2 separate regions of the Homo sapiens genome follow, and region 2 is linked to region 1. A link is a contact called in ENCODE Hi-C or POLR2A ChIA-PET data. All regions are on one chromosome and are shown on one strand. The core of a region is the stretch at or near the end of the contact, and the rest is flanking DNA. Distances in the headings are between cores, read along the strand shown.

Region 1 (4,838 bases), core at 629-3,128:
ATATTCCCTCTTTAGTCAAGTCTGTTAATGTCTTTGCCCATTTTTATTGTCATTGGGTGTGTGTGCACACTTATACCTGGGCGTGTGTTTGTAGGTGTGTGCCTGTTTCATATTCTCTGCCTTGATTATTGTGTTTTTAATGACCAAAAATATTTACATTTTATGCCCTCAAATCTAAAATATTTTATTTTGTAATCTTTGCTTTTAGCTTCTAAGCCTAGCTAAATCCATAACTTGTAGTCATAAATTTGCCCCTAACTACTTCACTTTCTTCATCCTTTCTCTCTATTATTTTCCTACTTCTTCATTCTTTTCCTTTCGTTTATCTCATCGTGAAATTTGTGTGAAATCCACCTGGAATTTTGGAAGTGGATTGTGAGGGCACTTATGATAAATTTCACATTTTGTAAGTTGCATTAAGTTAGAAACATTCATTTTTATTAGTTAAGGATTTTTAGTAAATTATATGACAATTTTAAAATAAATTTCCAAAATTTTACATTTTATCCATAGAAAATATTATCTGGATTTTTCATTTAATTTTATAATTCTAAAGTCCATAACTGTGATAGTACATAATATAAAACATGCAGTTTTTAAATTTTTCCTAAAAATTTAGGCAGTAAAAAATAATCGAAATATGTTTTTGAGTTGCGTTCTTTCACCAATGCTTTCCCTTGATTTGTAATGCAATGTTATCATATATTAAATTCTTACAGATAGTTTTGGGGACTCAACTTTGCCACACAATGTCTTATGTTCTTTTACCAGATCAACACTAATAAAAGTAGTAGTTATTAGAGGTTAATTGTGTTTTAATATTTAGTGGTAAAATTTCTCTCATTAATCTCTCTTTTTTTTCAAATATTTCTTACTGCCCATAACGTTTCATTTTCAAATATCCTTTACTATCCATAATGTTTCATGCATCTATCCATGTTTTTATATATCTCGTGTTGCATAATTTTAGGTAGAATGTCTTTATTGTCAACATTCCTCTAATAAGTTTACTGAAATAAATCTATGTATTTGAAAGGGTGCAAATGTGATAAGAAAATCAAGTTTTTACCATACAGGTTTTTTTCAGATTTATTAAAAACTGTATAACTATTTTCACTTAGTGGTTTGTTTTTGAATACTGGCTCATAAATAGATATTTTCTTAATCTTGTTATTTCTGTCTACTTAACAGTTGTTTTAAAGAATGTAAAAACAATTTCCTGAATACACATTTTTGACACATAAAAAGATTCTCTTTTTGTATTATACATTCTATATTTTTTCTTATTATTTTGTCCCCACGTACATATATTGTTAGATACTGAATTAACTTAATATTTAAATATTCTTATTAAACAAAAACCACATGCTAGATCATATTACATACTATAAACACTATTAACCAAGAAAACTTTTCTTTAAACAGAGGCAGCTCTAATTTAGACTGTCTTTCTGTAAAGAGGATTTCACTCAAAGCTTCTCTCTTTTTGAAGTAATATAAGAAAATTGACCACTGAGAATATAGTTGTTTTTTAGAATTTCATGTGATAAAATTCAGAGTCCCAAATTAAAATTATACCAGTAGATCTAGAGAATTTTTAAAGAGGCCAAACTTCAAAATGATATTTTATCCAAATAGGTAACAACAGTGAACAGTCAGACTCAGAGAGAGAGGAATAAAAATATCCACATTGCTCGAGAGCTGTCTATAAATCACACAATAGTAATTATATTTAGCCTCCACAAAGAGCTCCTTTTAAAGAAAAATGACTCTCTCATAGTTGGCTTTGCCCTAGAATGATATCTAGCAGATATCTATTTTAAAGTTCAAAGTCTAACTATTCAGTAATATGTCATTATTTCTTTCCACATTATTGTGTGTCTTTTCACTGTTTGCTTTGACTACATAATTCCACTATGACTCATTCTAACATTAGATCACACTGTAGGTCTTTATACTTATTTCATTGCAGAGGTGATTCACAAATTTAAACAAGCTATGTGCACGTAGATCAACATTTTCAAATATGTAAATGTCTGTCCTTAATAGATGATAAATCCTCAAATACACTGTGCTAACACAAGACCTTGCTTCAATTTAACATTTTCAAACATGACATCCCCATACAGCCATGGAAATACTTCAGCTATGGATCAGGAAAGTAAAAATTTAAGCCATTTATTTTTCAACTGCCTTATATTTCCCAAGTTCAAAAGTACATTGCCAGATTAACCAACCTTGACTTTTGAGATACGTTCAATTTAGCCATCCTGAGAGTAGTCGATTGTGAGGGCACTTATGATAAAATATTTCACATTTTGTAAGTTGCATTAAGTTAGAAACATTCACTTTTATTATTGGTTTTTAGTAAATTATATGAGAATTTTAAAATAAATTTCCAAAATTTTACATTTTCATGCATAGAAAACATTATCTGGATTTTTAATTTAATTTTGTAATTCTAAGTTCATAATTGTGATACTATATAATATAAAATATATACTTTTTAAATTATTTCTAATATATTTTAAATGAAACTCTTCAATAATTGAAGAAAGATTTGAAGATAATAAACTAGAGGGTAATAATTTATATGAATCCTAAACATCTGACAACACTGCTTTAGCCGAATTTAACGATATATCTTAACCCAGTCCAAAAGTTGTTGAGTTCAAACACAGGATATGAATCTTAAAAATAATAAATAGTAAAGAAATTCATAAAGAATCATTTTTATTAAATTTTTTTGATGTCCTTTACTGTTTAAAATTAACATATTTTGTTTATTTTTAAAGATGTTATCTTTTATTTAAGAATAACTATAGTGTTGGCAGTTAAAAATCACAGGTTTCTGCTCAAAATACTACTTTTATATTTGGGGTAGATATTCAAATATCCGGGTTTTATTCTGAGCTGTTTAACAAATGTATAAGCATACAAATAGTATGTTACAGTCAACCGCAGTATTAAGAAATAGTTTGTGTAAAGCAGACAGTAGGGAGTATGTAAGTAAGTTGTGTTTAACCATTGGAATTGGAAACATAATTTTAAATCATAGAAACATGGAATAAAGCATTATGTAAGAATCTTCACACAATTTCAAAAAGGACCAGTATTCTATTCATTTGAAAGCCCATTTACGGGGAAAATTTTGAGGAATACTTGTTTTCCATTATTAAATAAAACACAGCTTCTAAACAGGGTGGAAAATACCATACAGAGTTGCCATATGAGAAACAGCTTAATTGCAAATCAGCGCCTTCCTTTCCAAGAATACTTTTGTTACCCCGACACCAGGGTTGTGCTGTAGGTCAGTTGCTTGCCACACAGAAAGCCAATCACTGAGACAATGAGTATTGCCAGGGAAGAGGGCTATAATCAGGTGCAGCATCCAAGGAGAACAGATCACACTCAAATCTGTCTCCTCAACCAACTAAAATTGGAGATTTATATAGCAAAGAAGAAATGTACTACCTGCAGAAAAACAGCAATTAGGGAGGGGTAAGGACGAGTAGTTGGTCAGCAGGCAACGTGTGATTCGTTTGGCAATCAAGATGAGTGAGGAGGCTGTGGTCTCATTCTCCAGATGGAATGATCTGGTGAATTTCAGTTTCTTTATATCATCAGTGGGCCTAAAGGTTGGTTTCCTGAGAAAGAAACTCAGATAAGACAAATGTAAGCTTCTCGAGTTTTAAGACTGGGAGTGTCCATTTCTATGTTTCTTTTAAAAAATGTAAACATCAGTTCCATGGGACAATTGGGTAAGTTTCATATTGACTATCAAAGTGGAGCTAATATATGAAAAAAACTGTGCGGGGTCGAATTTTTAAAAAATCTACACTTTTTATTAACCAGTTGTCTACACCACTACTGCCAATAGAAATATAGCAAGACATATACAAATAGTTTTAAATGGTCTAGTAATGACATTAAAAAAATTAAACCAACTAAATTAACTCTATTATTTAAACAATATATTCAAAAATTATCATTTGCGTGTGTAATTAATATAAAAATTATGAATGAAATATGTTTTATTCCTCTATTCACACTACATCTTTGAAATCTGGTGTGTATTTTAAATGTACAATACACCTCAATTAATCTTTGGCATTTTCAAAGTGAAATTTGAGAAAAATTTAAATAATTATTCATTGATTCATTTTAAAGTGATAATAATAATAAACCCATAGCCTGTTAACACATTTATTAATAAAAGTTACCATATTTTCAAATTATTTAAAAGTGGAAAAGAGGCATTGCTTTAAATTTTGAGAAATGTCTTTAATGTCACTCACATCTTAAGAGCTTGTACTTGCCTGAAGCTCATGGCTACTTTATTGGAAGCTCATTATCTAAATCATAATCACCATTCATTTCAGGTTCAGTAGGACTCATCATCTTTCCTAAAAGCATTAAAGATTCACTTCTCTACATTTTGTATTTTTACATCACCTATTATTTGTAAATGCTGATCCCACTAATACATCTGTATGAATGAGAAGAAAACCAAGTCATTTAGCCAATGATTCCAGGAACTTTCTGCACATGTACTGGCTGATAAAATTGCTTCTAATGGCATTGCAAGCTGACATTGTTTCTCAGTTTTGTGCTTAGCAATTTAGAGACATTACTGAATTTTTTGTAAGTATTAGTTTGAAGTTTCTGTTGTATATACTGTTATAAAGAAAATAGACCTTAAGAGTGATTTTTTAGAAAAACAAATTTATTGTTTATTTACTTAGGTAATTTCAAAAAACTATTATGATGTCTACCATCATGGAACTAATAAACCAATAGATCACAATATTAACTTTCTTAGATGGGTTGACCTTAGG
Region 2 (5,111 bases), core at 529-3,028, 89 kb after region 1:
ATTCAAGGGGGAAATCATTTGGAATGATCACAGCGACTGGTCCAGAGATGACTAACAGCTTAAAATGACCCCACCTGAAACAGCGGCGATCAGTGGAATGTCCAAGTATATATATATATATTTTTTTAATGAAGCTCTTTTGGACCAGAAACCCTAAGAATGTTTAGTCTGGAGTTCCATAATTATAAAAAAAATCTTCTGAAGTTAATCACCGTTTTTATCTGAAACCATACTCTAACTCAGTAACTCTTTCTCAGGGTTTACTTTCTCTTGAGCCACAAGCATCCATTTGTCCCCTACCAAAGGGACTAGACTTTCATGATGGATAAAAGGACACTAGTGCCAGGTAGCTTCTGCTTCTAAATTTTGGTTTAAAAAATGAAACATCTCCTTTTAGATATTCTAAAAAGTCATCTCCCCTAAAATCATGAAGCCTGGTTTATAAACTTTATAGAAGAAACTAGGTCTTTGAGGCTAACACATATTAGTGTATTAAAAAATACGGTAAACCAGCCGGGCACAGTGGCTCACGCCTGAAATCCCAGCACTTTGGGAGGCCAAGGCAGGTGGATCACTTGAGGTCAGGAGTTTGAGACAAGGCTGACCAACATGGTGAAACCCCGTCTCTACTAAAAATACAAAAATTAGCCAGGCTTGGTGGCATGCTCCTGTAATCCCAGCTACTCGGGAGGCTGAGGCACGAGAAAGGCTTAAACCGGGAGGCAGAGGTTGCAGTGAGCAGAGCTCCCATCACTACACTCCAGGTTGGTCAACAGAGCAGGACTCTGTCTCAGGAAAAAAAAAAAAAAAAAAGGTAAACAAACATTGCCTTAAACAAAAATTGTATCTTATAAGATTTTACAAGTTGCACATTATCAACACATTCTAGTTAAATGCTTAAAAATTACTTCACAATTAACCCTATGGATTTTTAAAAGAAGGAAAGCTTAGACACAAACTCAGGAGCCAGATTGTTTTCCAACCCTTGGGCCTGCCACTTACTAAGTGTACCAGCCTCCCTCGGAGTCACTCTATTCCTCGTGGAATCTGAATAGTAAGTGTACACTTGACAGAACATACGGAGTGGTAATGTGAAACAAAAATATAGAATATTTAAAGGACTTACCTAACAGTAAGAAAAAAAATAAGTTCACTTAAAAGTGTTTTTATTTTCTTATTTGCAAAACACCCCTTATTGTGGTAAGGTCTAACAATATACTATACATGTAAAAGTTTTACAGAAAATTACTGTAGCTTTCGATAATTTAATATATAACTGAAATACTTGAGATGGCATAATTCGATTTTATGTCAGTAATATCGAGTGAGACTAATCAAGATAGCAAGATTATGTTGCAAAATTAAAATGAGGAAATTGAGAGGATTTCTCAGGCTTCTGTGAGTCACTGCCTGGGCTGTATTAATAGTTTCATTGTGCTAGGTGCAGTGGCTCATGCCTGTAATCCCAGCACTTTGGGAGGCCAAGGCGGGCGAATCACCTGAGGTCAGGAGTTCAAGACCAGCCTGGCCAACGTGGTGAAACCCCGTTTCTACTAAAAATACAAAAATTAGCTGGGCATGGTGGCAGGCGCCTGTAATCCCAGCTACTCGGGAGGCTGAGGCAGAAGAATCGCTTGAACCCGGGAGGCGGAGGTTGCAGTGAGCCGAGATTGCACCATTGCACTCCAGCCTGGGTGACTATAACGAAACTTCGTCTCAAAAACAAAACAAAACAAAGCGAAAAAACAAAAAAAGTTTCATTGTTTCACCTCCACACAGCTCTGTCTGCATTTTGAGCAATGGCCACCAGAGGGCAGGAAGAACCAATCTATAAAGCACACAAGGGTTTCACCAACTTTGAAGTCCTCCGTTAGAAGGCAAGTTGTCCACTAATATGTAGGAACGATTAATGGCCACCAGAGGGCAGGAAGAACCAATCTATAAAGCGCACAAGGGTTTCACCAACTTTGAAGTCCTCCGTTAGAAGGCAAGTTGTCCACTAATATGTAGGAACGATTAATGGCCACCAGAGGGCAGGAAGAACCAATCTATAAAGCGCACAAGGGTTTCACCAACTTTGAAGTCCTCCGTTAGAAGGCAAGTTGTCCACTAATATGTAGGAACGATTAATGGCCACCAGAGGGCAGGAAGAACCAATCTATAAAGCGCACAAGGGTTTCACCAACTTTGAAGTCCTCCGTTAGAAGGCAAGTTGTCCACTAATATGTAGGAACGATTAATGGCCACCAGAGGGCAGGAAGAACCAATCTATAAAGCGCACAAGGGTTTCACCAACTTTGAAGTCCTCCGTTAGAAGGCAAGTTGTCCACTAATATGTAGGAACGATTAATGGCCACCAGAGGGCAGGAAGAACCAATCTATAAAGCGCACAAGGGTTTCACCAACTTTGAAGTCCTAACTTAGAAGGCAAGTTGTCCACTAACATGTAGGAACTATTTTTAATTATACCATTATTTTCCCTCAATTTTATTTATAAATTAATGAATTCACAAAATATTTCCAAAGCTCAAGTGAAGTACATCCTAATCAACTTGATTTACAATTTGTGATTTTTCTCTGAATCAATCTATAAATAATCAATAAGAAGATAATTATTTAGAAAATGAGGCTCCGAAAAATATGTTGGCTTTACATTTTTTGCCTGTGCAAGTAAATATAAAAATGTCTTTTCTCACATTTCTTCCATTTATAAACCGTTTTTAAAAATCATAAATTAAGACATGTGTGTTTTAAAAGTCTCACAACATGCAGCATTTTAAAAATTGTCTTATGCTTTACTGCTCCCTCCCGTAGGTAATCACTGTTACATTTCTCATTTACTGCAAAATTCTCTGTGCATATGGAGCACATAGATGGATAGATAGATGGGGTGTGTGTGTGTATATGAATGTGTATGTGTCTTTGGGGTGAGTGTGTCTATGTGGGTGTATGTATGTGTGTCTATTTGTGTTTATTTGTGTCTCTGTGTATGTGTATGCATATTACATATGTGTATGCACGTGTGTGTATACAGTATATGTGTGTGTGTCTGTGTACTTGTGTCTGTGTATTTGTGTGTCTGTGAGTACATCTTTGTGTGTATGTCTATGTGCCCATGTCTGTGTATTTGTATGTATGTATGTGTGTATTTACATATGTGTATGTTTGTATATGTATGCATATGTGTATATGTGTGTGTATGTATATACAGTATATTAAGTGTTTGAATGTATGTATCATATTTATCAAATTCCACGTTGTATTAATTGTTCTCACACTGCTATAAATGACTACCTGACACTGGGTCATTTATGAAGAAAAGAGGTTTAATTGACTCACAGTTCTGCATGGGTGGGGAGGCCTCAGGAAACTTACAACCTTGGCAGAAGGCAAAGGGGAAGCCAGCACATCTTAACATGGCCGATCAGGAGAGAGAGAGAGGGAAGCGGGTACTGTCACACACTTTTAAACCATCAGATCTCATGAGAACTCACTATCACGAGAACAGCAAGGGGGAATCTGCCCCCATGATGCAATCACCTTCCACCTGGTCCCTCCCCCAACACTGGGAATTACAAGTCAACATGAGATTTGGGTGGGGACATAAAGCCAAACCATATCACACGTCTTGCTTTTTCACTGAATGTGGGACCTTGGACACTTTCCCTATCAGCATGTGTGGCTGCACCACATGGATTTCAGTAGTGGCAGAATATTCCCTTCTATAGATTCCACAATTCATCCAATCAGTCTTTATTCTTCCAATTTAAGGCAAAACAAATTCCAATGTAAAAGCTTAAGGCCAGGCGCAGTGGCTTACACCTGTAATCCCAACACTTCGGGAGGCCAAGGTGGGCGGATCACGAGGTCAGGAGATCGAGACCATCCTGGCTAACATGGTGAAACTCCATCTCTACTAAAAATACAAAAAATTAGCTGGGCGTGGTGGCAGGCGCCTGTAGTCCCGGCTACTGGGGAGGCTGAGGCAGGAGAAAGGCGTGAACCCGGCAAGCAGAGCTTGCAGTGAGCCAAGATTGTGCCACTGCACTCCAGCCTGGGCGACAGAGCAAGAGTCCGTCTCAAACAAAACAAAACAAAACAAAAAAACAACTTAAATTAATATTAAAAATAGTTGTTGTTTCCTTCCAGTGGACTTAATTCCAACCAGGCTGGTGAAGAAGCCAGTTGGATAGCCAGTCCCTGCTGAAGGTGGATGGCCCCTGCTCTTGTCTCCCGGTTATCAGGCTCTCGCTGCTTTTGGGCCAGAGGAACAGGGCGTCCTCCTTGAGGCTGCGAGTCGTCCCTCTGAGTGCCTCTCACCAAGGGATGAAGCAGCAGCCATTTGGCCAGAGAGCAGTCACTCACCCATCCTTGGGTCCAGGAGAGGCATTGCAGGCTTTACCCTCAGATCTTTCTTTCCAAAGCTCCTTCTCTTCACCCTGTATCCAGGGCACTTGGCCTGAAGAGCCTTTGTCTTCTGGAAGCTTCTGCTGCCTTCCCTGCCCAGATCCCTCAGACAAGGAGCTGTAAGGCCCAACTCCAGGAGGAAATAAAGGAAGAGGGAAGAAGGAGAAGCAGAGAGAGGAGAGATGCATAAATTAATACCTCCAGAAGCAGCCTTGCTACAGACACATCATTTGTTCCTATTTTTTTCTCTGTGTCACACAGTGCTATAATGCAGAGGAACTGCTGCTTCGAAGGGTACGTGCCTGCACAGTCTGAGATTGGCAAGTTGCTATCCCCTGTGTGTCCCCATCGAGGGGGACAAGACCCTTTCCTTCCACATTCTCATGTGTACACGACGGGGCTTTAACATTTACTCATATATATACCATCTTCTTGTCATCTAGAGTTTCAATTCTTTCATTATAAAGAATGTGGTAATTGTTCATTTGTTTACATCTTTATCATTTATATTATTCTCCTAAATTCTTGCCCAAGACATTTGAAGCACCCTAAAACAAGAAGGCATATCTGGGTAGTTCAAACTAAGATTTTATGAAAAGATGCAAATCATTTACAGAAAGGACAAATATATTCTAGACATCTGAGATTGAATTGTTGTAAATTTGACTATGAGCTATAAAAGCTGACATATAATATCAACAATA

The links. Hi-C counts contacts between places; a loop is a spot of excess contacts on that map. ChIA-PET counts read pairs that join two places held with the same protein, here RNA polymerase II (POLR2A).
Region 2: a loop to region 1 is called in a map of endothelial cell of umbilical vein, with 4 times the contacts of the local background. The contact joins two enhancer-like sites. A Hi-C loop is called at or near these places in 1 of 168 maps with a recorded cell type or tissue (endothelial cell of umbilical vein). POLR2A ChIA-PET finds 5 or more read pairs at or near these places in 2 of 52 experiments (WTC11 and endothelial cell of umbilical vein).

Annotation. Positions count from the first base shown.
Region 1 is chr10:4,724,278-4,729,115 of GRCh38, forward strand. All of the region lies in intron 2 of LOC105376375 (a long non-coding RNA gene), which reads right to left. Among named protein-coding and RNA genes, the nearest start is that of MANCR, 49 kb to the left of the region's middle. Within about 2 kb of position 1,879, at least 6 of the 41 ENCODE cell types and tissues checked have a DNase peak (open chromatin) inside an H3K27ac peak, as active enhancers do; they include endothelial cell of umbilical vein, where a contact is called at or near this core.
Region 2 is chr10:4,813,638-4,818,748 of GRCh38, forward strand. No RefSeq gene overlaps it. Among named protein-coding and RNA genes, the nearest start is that of AKR1E2, 10 kb to the right of the region's middle. RefSeq lists enhancers at 1,794-2,441, 1,878-1,927. Within about 2 kb of position 1,779, at least 10 of the 41 ENCODE cell types and tissues checked have a DNase peak (open chromatin) inside an H3K27ac peak, as active enhancers do; they include endothelial cell of umbilical vein, where a contact is called at or near this core.